2 separate regions of the Homo sapiens genome follow, and region 2 is linked to region 1. The links are chromatin contacts, found by Hi-C or POLR2A ChIA-PET in ENCODE. All regions are on one chromosome and are shown on one strand. Each heading gives the region's core, a stretch centred on a gene start or an enhancer-like site at or near the end of the contact. The rest is flanking DNA. Distances are from core to core; before and after follow the strand shown.

Region 1 (6,870 bases), core at 1,453-3,952:
GATTCTGTCACATACACAAGGGAGGCATTAAGGCGCGGTGCTTGGAGGATTCTATCACATACACAAGGGAGGCAGTAAGGTGCGGTGCTTGGAGGATTCTATCACATATACAAGGGAGGCAGTAAGGTGCGGTGCTTGGAGCACAGCCTCTAGAACCAGACTGCTCAGCTCTGACTCTCAGCTCTACTCTTCATGGCTGTGTGACCTGGAATTTATTTATTTATTTATCTATTTATTTTTATATATATATTTTTTGAGACGGAGTCCTGCTCTGTCGCCCAGGCTGGAGTCCAGTGGCGTGATGTCAGCTCACTGCAACCTCCGCCTCCCAGGTTCAAGCGATTCTCCTGCCTCAGCCTCCCGAGTAGCTGGGATTACAGGCATGTGCCACCACACCCGGCTAATTTTTGTATTTTTAGCAGAGACGGGGTTTCACCATGTTGGCCAGGCTGGTCTCGAACTCCTGACCTCGGGTGATCCACCCACCTCGGCCTTACAAAGAGCTAGGATTATAGATGTGAGCCACCTTGCCCAGCTGACCTGGGATTTATCACTCACTTGCTTTTTGTCTCTTTTTCATCAGTGAAAACGAATACTAATAGTGCCTACCTTATGGGGTTGTTATGAGAATTAAGGGAATATATGTATATAAAGCATTTATAAGAATGTGTGGCACATAGTAAACATCATTGTGTTTTTTGGTAGTAGCAGTAGTAATGAGCATTGTTTCATAGACCTTTGGTTTCAGTTTTATTTATGTATATGTATATATGTATGTGCATTATGGATTGCAATGTAGCATGCATTTCCTACTGTGAGTTTCAGTTAAAATGTTTGAAAGCCACTAATCTAGGTTAATTCTTTTATTTGAGAGAGGAGGGAAACCGATCCCAGAGCTTAACTGACTTGTCATAGGACATGTACATAGTGGCTAAATCAAGATTATTAATGGAATCTTACTTTTAGATTATTCTTCCTACTTTTCCTCAGGAATTGCCATCTTCTCTAATTCTCCTTCTACTATGGGTCATTGCCTTTTTTCCCCAGCAGTGAACAGTTCTTCAATTATTTCTACTTGAATTTAGGTCCATTTTTCTCTTGCTTAGCGTGAACTGATACTGGTGAAACTATAACTGTCAAAGGGTCCAGCTGCTTGCTGCTTGTAGAAAGAAGCCATCATAATAATAACAAGAGTGAGGCGTGACAAAAAGAGAGTGAGATTTTACTATCCATGCTAGCAAGGGGAGGAGTGGGCAAAATTCTTTCTAAAACTTTCCACCCTCAGCCAGGCATGTTGGCTCACGCCTGTAATCCCAGCACTTTGGAAGGCCGAAGTGGGCGGGTCCCTTGAGGTCAGGAGTTCGAGACCAGCCAGGCCAACATGGTGAAACCCCCATCTCTACTAAAAATACAAAAAATTAGTTGGGTGTGGTGGTGCACGCTTGTAGTCTCAGTTTCTCAAGAGGCTGAGGCAAAAGAATCACTTGAACCTGGGAGGCGGAGGTTGCAGTGAGTCAGGATCATATCACTCCACTCCAGCCTTGGCAACAGAGCAGGATTCCATTCCAAAAAATAAAAATAAAAATTTCCAGCCTTCAACTGTGGAGGGAACCCAGGGGATTTTAAAGAGAGGGTTTGGAATGCAGAAGAGGCAGCAGGTCTAGGGAGTGTCAGATGGTGTGATCTGCCCTGATGGCTCGTCTTGAATTATTGTTCCATCTGGTGAAGCATCCGGCGCCACTGTGGCCAGAGGTGTCTGGTCCGTATCAGGATCTGGCCCTTGAAGCTTCTAAGGAAATAGATGACCAGATAAGGAGCGTGGTGTGCGCTTAACAAGCATGTGGGTAAATCAGTGTGCATAAAGCATGGGAGCACGGGATGGGGAAAGAAAGGGAGTGGAGGTTCACAGCAGATGCCCAGGCTGTATTTCAGAATGAAAGGAAACACATACGCAGCCTGTCTCAAAGTTACATCTTGAGATTAAGGAGGAAGGAGGAAGGAAAACAAAGTTTGAAAACACGGTTTGAAGCCACGCTGCTCCTTTACAAAACCTCATGGGCACCTCTCAGACTCCTCTTCTATGAATGAAATGTGTCTCTTTTCTTTAACCTTGTCTCCAGAGTGATTTTTTAACCTGTTTTCATCACTACATACTATAATTTCTTCAACTGCTTTTTAAGGATAGTGACCCAAACTGAATGTCATGCATGCTACATTTCTCAGATGGCCTTTGGTCACCTTAGCACTGTGGAAAGCAAAAATTTGTCTCAGTATAACAATGAATTTTCCCCAGAGTTGTTGAGTAAAATTGATACTACAGAAAAATGTGTTGTTTTCTCTGTGGAAAAACTATTGTGAAACCAAAGTTTGTATCAAAACAGGAGGAAAAAGAGTTGAGGGAAAATTTTGAAATGAAATGTCTTTGGAAGGTAGAATTTACTTAGACAATCAAAACAATTAGATGGAAGCATTAAAAGAAACAAACATGAAAGTCCATGCCCGTCCTCTTTGTCATCTTTCCTCGTCTGTGGACTGATGGCTGGGCTATTCTCTTACCCCTGCCCTTTCCTACGGTGTGAGTTTTCCTGTTGTGAGAACCCTTCCTGTCGACAGCTGTGACAGGAAGTACCTTTTTGGGTACTTAGTGATTTTAGTCTTCCCTTCCAACTCTCACTGCCTGTTTCATTTCTCTGAAATTTCACAGAGCTGTTGTAAGCATGAAATAACACATGCTATGCTTCTAGCACAGTGTCTGGTAGAAGGGAGGACTTAATCCACAAAGGGTGCGCTCTTCGTACTATGAATATATTTTGTTAATATACTTACAATCTACAGTTTGCCACTGAGAGGCAGTAATAAGGCCAGGAGTGGTGACTCATGCCTGTAATTCCAGCACTTTGGGAGGCTGAGGCAGGAGGATCGCTTGTATCCAGGAGTTTGAGACTGGCCTGGACAACATAGACTTCGCCTCTACAAAAAATTTAAAAATTAGCCAGGCATGGTGGTGCATGCTTGTAGTCCCAGCTACTTGGGAGGCTGAAGTGGGAGAATCGCTTGAGCCTGGGAGATCAAGGCTGCCATGAGCCATGATCACGCCACTGCACTCAGCCTGGGTGGCAGACTGAGACCCTGTTTCAAAAAAAAAAAGGAAAGAAATGCAGTAATAGAGCTACAACCCAAGTTTTCTTTGTTCCCATTGTTTTCTTTTCTTTTTATTTTTTTTTGACTGGGTCTCACTCTGTCTCCCAGGCCCAAGTGCAGTGGTGCAACATCAGCTCACTGCAGCCTCCACCTCCTGGGTTCAAACGATTCTCCTGCCTCAGCCTCCCCAGTAGCTGGGATTACAAGCATGTGCCATCACGCCAGGCTAATTTTTTGTATTTTTAGTAGAGGCAGGGTTTCACCATGTTGATCAGGCTGGTCTTGAACTCCTGACCTCATGTGATCCAGCTTCCTTGGCCTCCCAAAGTGTTGGGATTACAGGCGTGAGCCACCACGCCCGGCCATTTTCTATTGTTAACTTTAGCTTTTTACAGAGATGTTAAAAACACAACACCTTCTAGTTGAAAAACTTTCTGTGAGCCAGGTTTCCATTTGTCACATCATGTGCCACCCTGCGTGGTGTGCAGATCCCTCGTACCAGCCTGGCCTTGTGACTTCCCAGCTCCCGGGGATCTGTAGGTTTGGGGATGTGCTTTAGTTTTTTCCATCAAAGTTTCCGTTCCTCCCAATTCTTCGAGCCTCATTAAGATGGGTAGGTTTTCACCTCAGAGGAACAAGTACAGGAGGAGGATATTTGTTTTGTTCTAATTGTTATTCTAAATCTTTTTTAAGATTAAAATGTAATTTCAAAATACTAACATTTCATTTTTTCCCCCCACAGTGCGTCCCTTCTTTAAAAAAAGTCCAGTTGCCTTCTCTTAGCAAGCTGCCTTTCAAATCTATAGATCAAAAGTTTATGGAAAAGTCGAAGAATCAATTAAATAAGTTTTTACAGGTAAGCAAGTGAAAAATGTGGGATATGAGAGAAAAAATTAGTTATTTAGGGTTAAACTGTCATCATTCTACGAGCTTGGTAGTTTGCTTTTTGTTCTCACAAGCCATGCTAGATGCTAAAAAAATATCTTGGGTGTTTTTTTTAATTAAAGGAAAATACACATATAAAAATACACGTAAGTGTATAACTGTCTCCGTTTCACAAACTGAACACACCCATGTAACCAGCACCCAGTCCAATGCACTGGTTATCACCAGCAGCCCCCAGCTTCCTCCCATCGCTGCAGCCCCTCTAAAGGCAACTGCTGTCCCGACTTCCAGCACCATAGATCAGTTACAGTTGTCTTTCAACTTTATATAAATGGAACCGTATAGTGTGAATTCCTTCGTTTCTGACTTCTTTCACTCATTATGTTCATAGGACTCATCCATCCTGTCATCTTAGTTGTAGATGATTCATTTTCGTTGCTGTGAGAGGTTTTCATCGTGTGAATACACTGCATTCCAAATTCATTCCGTTGTTGATGAGCCTTTGGCTCCTTTCCACTCTGAGGCTTTTACAAAGGGTGCTTATATAAACGTCTAGTACTTGTCTTTTGACAAATATCTGTCGGCTGATGCCCAGAGATTAGGATTTCTCCATTTTTCTTCATGGTCACAGCAGTTTTATACTCTCCCCAGCAGTGTGTAAGGGTTCTGATTGCTCCACATCCTCACCAACACTTATCTTTTGCGTTTTTATTCTTAGCCATTTTGGGTGTAGTAGTATCTCATTGTGTTTGGGGGGTTTGGTGTTTTTTTTTGTTTTCTTTTGTTTTGTTTTGTTTTGTTTTGTTTTGAGACGGAGTTTCGCTCTTGTTGCCCAGGCTGGAGTGCAATGGCGCGATCTTGGCTCACCGTAACCTCTGCCTCCCGGGTTCAAGTGATTCTCCTGCCTAAGCCTCCCAAGTAGCTGGGATTACAGGCGCCTGCCACCACGCCTGGCTAATTTTTGTATTTTTAGTAGAGACGGGGTTTCTCCGTGTTGGTCAGGTTGGTCTCAAACTCCCAACCTCAGATGATCTGCCCACCTCGACCTCCCAAAGTGCTGGGACTACAGGCGTGAGCCACTGTGCCCGGCCATTTGTTGTGTCTCCTTTTCTATTGTGCTGCTGCTCATCCTTTCCATAATGTTTTATGGGTTTGTCCATGTTCTGGATCTGAGTTCCTTGTCAGATCTTACGTGCTACAAATATTGTCCCCCTTTCTATGGATTGCCTTTTACTTAATGATTGCTTTTAATGAACAGATGTTCTCAATTTTAATTTAGCCCACTTTATCATTTTTTTTATCTTATGGTTAATGCCTTTTGCACCTATTAAGAAATCTTGGCCTACTCCAAGGCCCTGAAGATATTTTCTTAATTTCCTTTAAACACTTTATTATTTTCTATCAGTCTGTTTTTAAATAATAAGGCCAAAGGTGTACTGTCCTCAATAACAACCACTTTTTTTTCCTTTGCTGCACCATCTATATTCAGAGTATAATTGTTAATCACACTTTGGATCTTAAAGCCCTGAAGTTCTCAGAGGCATGGAACTTTGCCTCATAAAACATGTTTTGCCTCTGCAGTAGAAGCTAGACATTCTGAGACTGAAAAAAAATGTTCTGAATATTTGTATCCTTTAAAGAATTCTTTAAATTGACATTGCACTTGTACATATTTATGAGGTACAGTTTGGCATTTTGATACATGTATATCATTTCTTTATTTTTTTTTTTGAGACAGACTCTTGCTCTCTTGTCCAGGCTGGAGTGCAGTGGTGCAATCTCAGCTCACTGCAACCTCCGCCACCTGGGTTCAAGCAGTTCTCCTGCCTCAGCCCCCCAAGTAGCTGGGATTACAGACAGGCTCATGCCACCACACCTGGTTAATTTTTGTATCTTTAGTAGAGACGGGGTTTCATCATGTTGGACAGGCAGGTCTCGAACTCCTGACCTCAGGTGACCAATCTGCCTCGGCCTCCCAGAGTGCTGGGATTACAGGTGTGCGCCACTGTGCCCAGCCACATTTATCATTTCTTCGTGGTGAGAACATTAAAAAACCTTTCTTCTAGCTCCTTTTTGATATATAATACTTTACTGTTAGCCATAGTCACCCTACTGAGCAACAGAACACCAGAACTTTTTCCTCCTGTTAAATTGTAACTTTCTAGCCACTGACCAATCTCTCCCATCCTTTCCTCCCCAGTCTCTGGTAACCACCTCTCTGTACCTCTAATATATCAATTTTTTTTCAGATTATACAGATGAGTGGGATCATGCAGTATTTGTCTTTCTGTACCTAGTCTGTTTCACTCAACTTATGTCCTCCAGGTTCATTCATGTTGTTGCAATTGACAGGATTTCATTCTTCTTTATGGCTGAATAATATTCCATCATGTATATCGGGGGGTTCGATCTTTTGGCTTCCCTGGTCCACAATGGAAGAAGAAGGATTGTCTTGGGCCACACATAAAATACACTAACCCTAACGACAGCTGATGAGCTTAAAAAAAATCACAAAAAATTCTCATAATGTTTTAAGAAAGTTCACAAATTTGCATTGGGCTGCATGTAGCCCGCGGGCTGTGGGTTGGACAAGCTTGATGTATGTATACCACGTTTTCTCTATCCAGTCATCTGTTGGACGCCTAAGTTGATGCCATGTCTTGCCTCTTTATTATAAATAGTGCTGCTTTAAATGGGAATGCAGATATATCTTTGACATACTGATTTCATTTCCTTTGGATGTATATCCAGTACTGACATTGCTGGATCTTATGGTAGCTCTATTTTTAATTTTTTGAGGAGCCTCCATACCCTTTTTCATAATGACTGTACTAATTTACAATC
Region 2 (6,870 bases), core at 1,201-3,700, 240 kb after region 1:
AAAATACACAATTTTTATAAAGATAAATGTCAAGAAGAAAAACTGAAGTATACTTCCAAGCAAAATTTATTAGATGTCTATTCAAGAAAAACACAATGACCTTTGCTTGTAAGAATTCAAAGTCAATTACCTGGAAGCCAGGTATGAATAGTTTTTTCTTTTAAAATCAGATACAGAGAGTAGAAACAGTAATTTTTCTTAAATATGACAGGCAACAGATATTGAAGTCTTTTCTCATAAATGGCATCAAAGAGAATTATTCATTTATCAGCAAAGCTGCATGCAGTTGACTTAATTTCAAACCTGAAGCCTTTAAAATATGAAGCTGGTTATGAACTTGACAGAAATCAAGGTAGGCTACTCAACGATGTTTCTTTACCTTCTTCCTAATGAAATTCCCTTGTCATCAGTCAGTAGATATGTACATTTCATTTGGCTTCTACGATCTTTTAACTTCATAGATTTTTGCATAAATGCTATCTGACAGAATCACACTATCTAGGGGTGCTTGTGATCTGTGAGATAAGGAGAGGCTAGTCTGCTGAAAGTGTTGTCGCAGGATAAAGACCAAATTAGGAAACGCCCCTGTTTTCTCAACAACTAGTCTGTACAAAAAAAGAGCAAACATATGTACAAAATTCTAGAGGCTACGTACATTGTGAAAAGATCAATATCACTGTCCATGAAAGAGATGCCATAAAAAGTTTTATCTGTAAGGTGCTCAAGATCCAAAGATGAACAGTTCTTATGCAAAGTCATAAGAAATACAAAGCTAGTTTTCGGAGCAGGTGTAATTCAGGCACTGTGAACCATATTAAACCTTCCAGGTCCCAATATCATTTTTTAAATTTCTGCTTCAGGGCAGAAAATAAAACCTGAATGATTTAACATTGCTTCTAAAAAGTGCCTAATTTATTCCTAGGAAATATTTTACACACACCAGGAAAATCAGGCTCAACATATTCCTGTCCTCAAATGTAGCCAGGATTCTGAGTTCCATAGAAGAAAAATAATTATTATAGTAAAAATAATTGTAGTAATCCTAATCCTTGCTAAAACCAACTTTAATACTTGTGATGCTTCTGTACTCTATTTCTATAAAATAATGTGTGAGATTCTATTACATTTCCATAAAATGTACAACATATCATATGGATTATATGTTCTCATACAATCTCAAATGTGTATGTGTACACACAGTGAAATCTTACCTACTAGTATTGCTTACAGATACTTTCAGGTGTCTGTTAGAATAATTCTTTGCACCTCTCACTAACACTGCTTTTACTTACATTTTTTCAGATAAATAAAACACTAAGAGCTCATTGTTCATGATGCTGATCATTACATTTTAATATAAAATAGCGATGCAACTTTACAACACAATAGTTTTCCCCTGTAGCCTAGCTCAGCCTCTTGTATTGTCATGATTATTACCGAAGGCTTTTATTTACTTACTGTTTGCACTTCTAAAAAATGCAAACAAATTGCAGAAAAAGACTCCTATTTGAAAACTCACATTCAATCAGCAAAATCACACTCATCCAAATTAACTCGCCTCCTCTTGCTTTAAAGGTTGTAATCACTGTGCATATTACAACATGTATGTGCAGGCAAACAATAGCTAAAGTACAGTTACAGTTGTCATATTGTGTAAACCAAGACACTAGGCAAACTTGTGAAAAGAATACACACTGCCAAGCGAAGAATATGAAAATGCAAACCACAGCATTCCCCAATAAACAATTTTCTGGTCGTCTTGGGGGAGAACATCGCCTGGGGGGAGATGTTGAAATGGAGCCACGAGGCTGGACAGCCTCCTGGAGACACTTTTTTTTTTTTTTTTTGCCTCAAATATTTGACCATTTTTAAATATCATGATTTTTTTCTTTCTGATCCCACATTTTGACGTGTCAAAGCTTAGAGCAGGAAGTAGGAATCCACACTTTCACGGAGGGGGACCAGCCTGCCATGTCGTCCCCAGGCTCACAGCAGCGGCGGCTACTCTGCTGGTGGTTTGGTGGCAGGTGGAGATGGTGACGGCGCATTGGAAACCGTAAGGCATGACAACGGGAGGCCCGCGGGGTGTTTCAGGCGCGTTGACGCAGGTGCATGGCTGGCAGGCGGCCTCTACAGAAGGAGGGAGCGCAATTCACAGCCTCTTGACGTAGTTTCCGGGGAAAGTACCAAAGAATTTGGTTCTTCTTGAGGTCCCTGAAAATAGAAGCGAGTCATGAAAGGGGGGTGACAACGATATCAGTTCATACACATGGGCTTGAATACTTCCCATTTACAAGGCCTCGGAAGACAGCAAGCCCCGAGGGGTTTGGAAAAGAAGGCAGGCAACTCACATGAAGCCCATAGGCAGACAAAATAAGCAGTGTTAGCTGGTTGCCTGACGCTCTCACTGCCCCTCCGGCATAAATGCTGCGCTGCCATCGCGGCAGGCTAAACAGAAATGCTGAGCCTCCCAAGCTAAAGGGAAAGTCAGCCCTGCTGAGGAGGGGGGCGGAGGAGCTCAGTCACTGAGGCTGCCACACCAGAGTCGGGGGTGAGGGATCAAGGCGAGGCTGACAGGTGACAGGGTGAGTGGAAAATCCTAAGAGCAAAGCTTCTCAGGGACCAGCAACCCGCGCAACACAGGTGCGACATGAAGACATCATCTGTGGCAGGCTGTCGCTGTTCCAACAGTTTTATCATCTTACAGAAGATCATGGTCAGTGCCACATCATTTATTTAAAAACAGCACTGCCAGAGTCCTTCATCGAGTATACAATTTTTCAACAATTTACAAATCATTAATGAAAAAAAGGATTAAGCACTATTTGTGTGTGGGAGTTCTATCAGTGGCATGATTTTTAACATGGTGTGTGTTTAACCACACGCACAAATGGCTATCATAATTATGTTCGCCTCTGGTTTCAAATAATGTAATTCCTTGGACACTTCTTGTAAAAGTTGGTGCACTAAATTGCTAAATTCTTCTTTAGGCAGCGCAGATGGACCGGATAAGGGTCTCTCAAGCTTCATCTGTCTCCTATATCCTGGCACTTACTGCCTTGGTTTGATGGCTGTTTTTCTTTTTCCTTGGCTAGGCAAGCCATTTTACGTTTCTCCTCCCTCCTCCTCCTCCCTCCTCCTCCTCCTCCTTGTTTTTGAGATGGAGTTTCGCTCTTGTCGCCCAGGCTGGAGTGCAGTGGCATGATCTCGGCTCACTGCAACCTCTGCCTCTTGGGTTCAAGCAATTCTCCTGCCTTAGCCTCCTGAGTGGCTGGGATTACAGGCACCTGCCACCAAGCCCAGCTGATTATTGTACTTTTGGTAGATACGGGGTTTCACCATGTTGACCAGGCTGGCCTCGAACTCCTGGCCTCAGGTAATCCACCCGCCTCGGCCTCCCAAAGTGCTAGAATTACAGGCATGAGCCACCGCACCCGGCCTTTTTTTCTTCTTTTAATGGAAATAAAATCAGAGGCTTGTGGCCGCACCAGGGCCTCAATTCTTTCATGATTTTGCCACCGATGGATGTCTAGAGTGAGCCCTCCTCTCCTCTCACCTTTCCTCTCTTCCATTCTCTGCCCTGCAGCCTGTGTTTCCTTTTCACCTCTTTCTGTGGCCCAGTGTAAAATACTTTTGTCTACAAATGTTTTCCCAGAAGACCTCTCGTCTTTTTTTTTAGGATGGTAAAGATGAAGTTGCCTTTTAAGTGGGAAGAATGGAACGTCTCTCTGCTTCCACCACAAACTAAAGTTAAGGTGAGTCACTGAATGTTCGGGCATCTACGTCAGACCTAGGAAACGGGAGAGCTGTTCACTTAATCTCACTCCCTCTGAAATTAGATTCTCACTGTGGACAACTAACATTTTCCACAGCACAGAGCGTTGATATTTCTCTTCTGGGGACCATTTGTTGTTGTTGTTCTTAGATCTCAATCTTTCCTGGTTTTTGCTATTTAAAGAAATTGTCTTCTCTCAGTTGAGTTGGAAATAAAGCTCGCAGAAAATCACACATAGCTGAAGCAGTGAATACTAAACTATATTAAAAATGCAATAGCCTTGGGATTACATTGTGCATATGAATGTCTGAAAGATCAAAGGCATTACGAATTCAAAGGAAGCTCGGCCATCACAGCAAACCACGGGAGTGAGCAAACTCAAGCAAATTACAAAATAGCCGAAGGTGCCTGAGGAAGAAGCGCACATACCCACAAACCAGCCGTCATCACACTTTTCCATGACATCAATGACATCACTTTCTCTGAGCTCCAGCTCATCTTCATTCCTGGGAGTATAGTTATACAGAGCCTGAAACCTTAAACAGGACAAGGGAATGTGTTTAAAAACATCTTGACACCTTCATGAAATATAGAAGATAGAACAATATTCATTCTTCCTTTAACATTCCTATTCTTAACAACATTCTGTTGGGTGGTACAAGCCTGGTAAGCATGTAAATAGCATTCTATTGGATGGTACAAGCCTGGTAAGCAGGTACATAGCAATATGTAGATCTTCACAGGCATTAGAACACTCTAACAACATTTTGAAACTCACGAGGAATATCCATGAAAATTGTAACATTCATAAATTGGATTAAAATATGTCAACATGTATAAGTCAGACCCGCATTTCAGTTGTCCAGCCATCTAACGTCTATCATTTAGACATTAAATAATAGTACAAAATATAAAATAAGTGATATTTGTATTATTTAACTGTTTAAAAACAAGAAGGAATCACAATTTTAGCTAGCCATAATCAGAAGCAAATAATGGGGGCTTGAGAATTGAATTTTCAAAGGTTCTAAATGGAGATAGACAAAATGTGTCAGACATGTCTTTTTAATCACTCTGTGTGAATTACTATACAAAGGAAAATTATTTTTTTTACTAAGAGGAATTCTTTAGATCAGTTTAATGTTATGGTTTGGATCAGTGTTTTCTGAGGATGTAGAATTGGAAGATTTGATGTAATTAGCCTATGAAGTTGAGTAGATGTATTCTATGTGCAGTTATTACTGATTCCATTTCAAGCAGACTATGGACATAAGTCTCTTTTTAAAATGAGTCCCAGAAAAATTGTATTTGATTTTAAAACTCTCTCTTGAAATAATTTTATATAAAAAAGAATTATTGATAGAATGCTATCACTTTCCTTTCCCGGCCTGAATTCTTTGACAGCATATACTGTGGTGGAAATTGATCAATAATGAATTCAGACACTGAATTTGTGGTAAGAAAACACCATACATTATAATAAATAGTAACATGGGCTGGTGTTTTTGGAAAATGAAGGCGAAATTACTGTAGCTGAGAAGGTCAAGAAGAATTTGATAGGCAGTTAACATGAAAACTTCTTCATAATAGTACTAAAATATTACCAGTACTGTGAGGGGGTTTTTAAAAATTGGGAATTTGTTTCTGCTGCTTTCTGTAACAGTCATGTCATTCTGCTAATGTGAGAAAATAATTACCACTTTCTAGGGTATTTTAGATTTTTTCATGCCAACTTAAAAAAGTTGATAATCTTGACTACCGCTCCGGAACAAGAATGATTTATTTTTAATTACTTTATGAGTCAGAAAATAATATTTTGGTAGAACAAAACTATTCTATCATTTAAACTCAAATCTTATGTCATTAATAAGCAACAGTGACCTACTGGCTTCCCCCCGTTCATCCAGCATTTGGACTGGGGGAGCTGGATAGAGTTGGCTTCAGAGAATGCCTAACAACATCCCCTAGAAAATATTGTTTTCCCTGGCCTGGCACCAAAGCCTGAAATTTCAACATTAGAGGCTTCTTCTCCTGTTAAAACTTCATCCTTCCAGTAGACCTTACAGCCACTTATATCCTTTTGAGCATGGGCTTCTGAGGCCTTTTCTTGAGAGAGGGGTTTGTGATTATGGGGAAGGGCAGAGAAAGGCAGCTAGCATCCCAGAGTAGTGGCCAAAAAGACAGGCAGGTGTGGAATACAGAAACGTCACCTGATTTGGATGTTTGCATGTGGCCAGCTTTGCTAGGGGTAGTCCATTTATTTTGTTGCTTGTGTAAAGAATTTGATTTGGAGGCTGCTCAGGTGAAGGGGTGGTATCTTTTGTGTATCTGTGGGGAAAGTTCACGGTCCCTTTTCCAGTTTCACATTTGAGAGAGATGGTGGTTCCTGGGCTGCTGTTTTGATGGATACACACGGCATTTCTCACTTTGGGAAAACTGATTCTTTTATTGAGCTTCTCAGGCTTGAACCCTGCCCAGGCTCATCTCCACCCACTCATGGAGACCGGTTACCTAAGGCTGCAAACCTCAGCTGCTGGAAAGAATCTCAAGGTCTCAGAGCTAACGCAACAAAATTGGCACAGACTCCTGCTTCATTTTTGTCTGATGAAAGCCAGCATGTTTGTCCAAATTTATTTACCATTCTGGTTTAATTAGACCACAGAAACAAAAACAAAACAAAAGAAAACCCACGGAGTTTTATGGAAACGTAAACACACCTTCAGGAAATCCTCCTGCCTCTCCTGGCTTTCAAAGCCAGTGTTGCACAATGGGAAATGAAGACAAATCCAATGTTAAAAAATGCTGTTGTGAAAGATGTGTTGGTGAGGTGAGTGATGGTGGTGGGGTAAGGATGCCTCAAAAAGAAAGGTGTCTTTTAAACAGGAAATGCTGAGCCAGACTGGAAGCCCTCTCGATAACTTGCAACTTTTTCTAGAACATATTTCACTAAAACTCTGAATTGTAGTGACATAACATTATGTTCCTACTTTGGCTCAAAACTTATTTTTAAATGAAAGCAACTAAGCAACACCCTAAAATCCCACTAATTCAGGCTATAATCAAATATAAATTTAATAAACAATGTTTTCTAATAT

The links. A loop is a pair of places that touch in the nucleus more often than their neighbours do. ChIA-PET counts read pairs that join two places held with the same protein, here RNA polymerase II (POLR2A). Pooled maps may share reads with other maps.
Region 2: a map of endothelial cell of umbilical vein shows a loop between it and region 1 (2.5-fold over the local background). The contact joins the promoter of SORBS2-AS1 here to the enhancer-like site in region 1. A Hi-C loop is called at or near these places in 1 of 168 maps with a recorded cell type or tissue (endothelial cell of umbilical vein), 1 of 37 single-sample maps with no recorded cell type and 7 of 50 pooled maps. POLR2A ChIA-PET finds 5 or more read pairs at or near these places in 1 of 52 experiments (PC-3).

What each region holds. Positions count from the first base shown.
Region 1 is chr4:185,342,654-185,349,523 of GRCh38, forward strand. It overlaps SNX25 (sorting nexin 25), which reads left to right. Exons shown (of 19, transcript NM_001378034.2): 13 at 3,884-3,997. Among named protein-coding and RNA genes, the nearest start is that of LRP2BP, 50 kb to the right of the region's middle. Within about 2 kb of position 2,703, at least 3 of the 41 ENCODE cell types and tissues checked have a DNase peak (open chromatin) inside an H3K27ac peak, as active enhancers do; they include endothelial cell of umbilical vein, where a contact is called at or near this core.
Region 2 is chr4:185,585,475-185,592,344 of GRCh38, forward strand. SORBS2-AS1 (SORBS2 antisense RNA 1) reads left to right here and starts at 2,451. Exons shown (of 4, transcript NR_186082.1): 1 at 2,451-2,716; 2 at 3,680-3,755; 3 at 6,431-6,602. It overlaps SORBS2 (sorbin and SH3 domain containing 2), which reads right to left. Exons shown (of 27, transcript NM_001395207.1): 26 at 4,205-4,311; 27 at 49-2,214. The coding sequence ends at 2,153. RefSeq lists enhancers at 1,548-2,747, 2,026-2,105.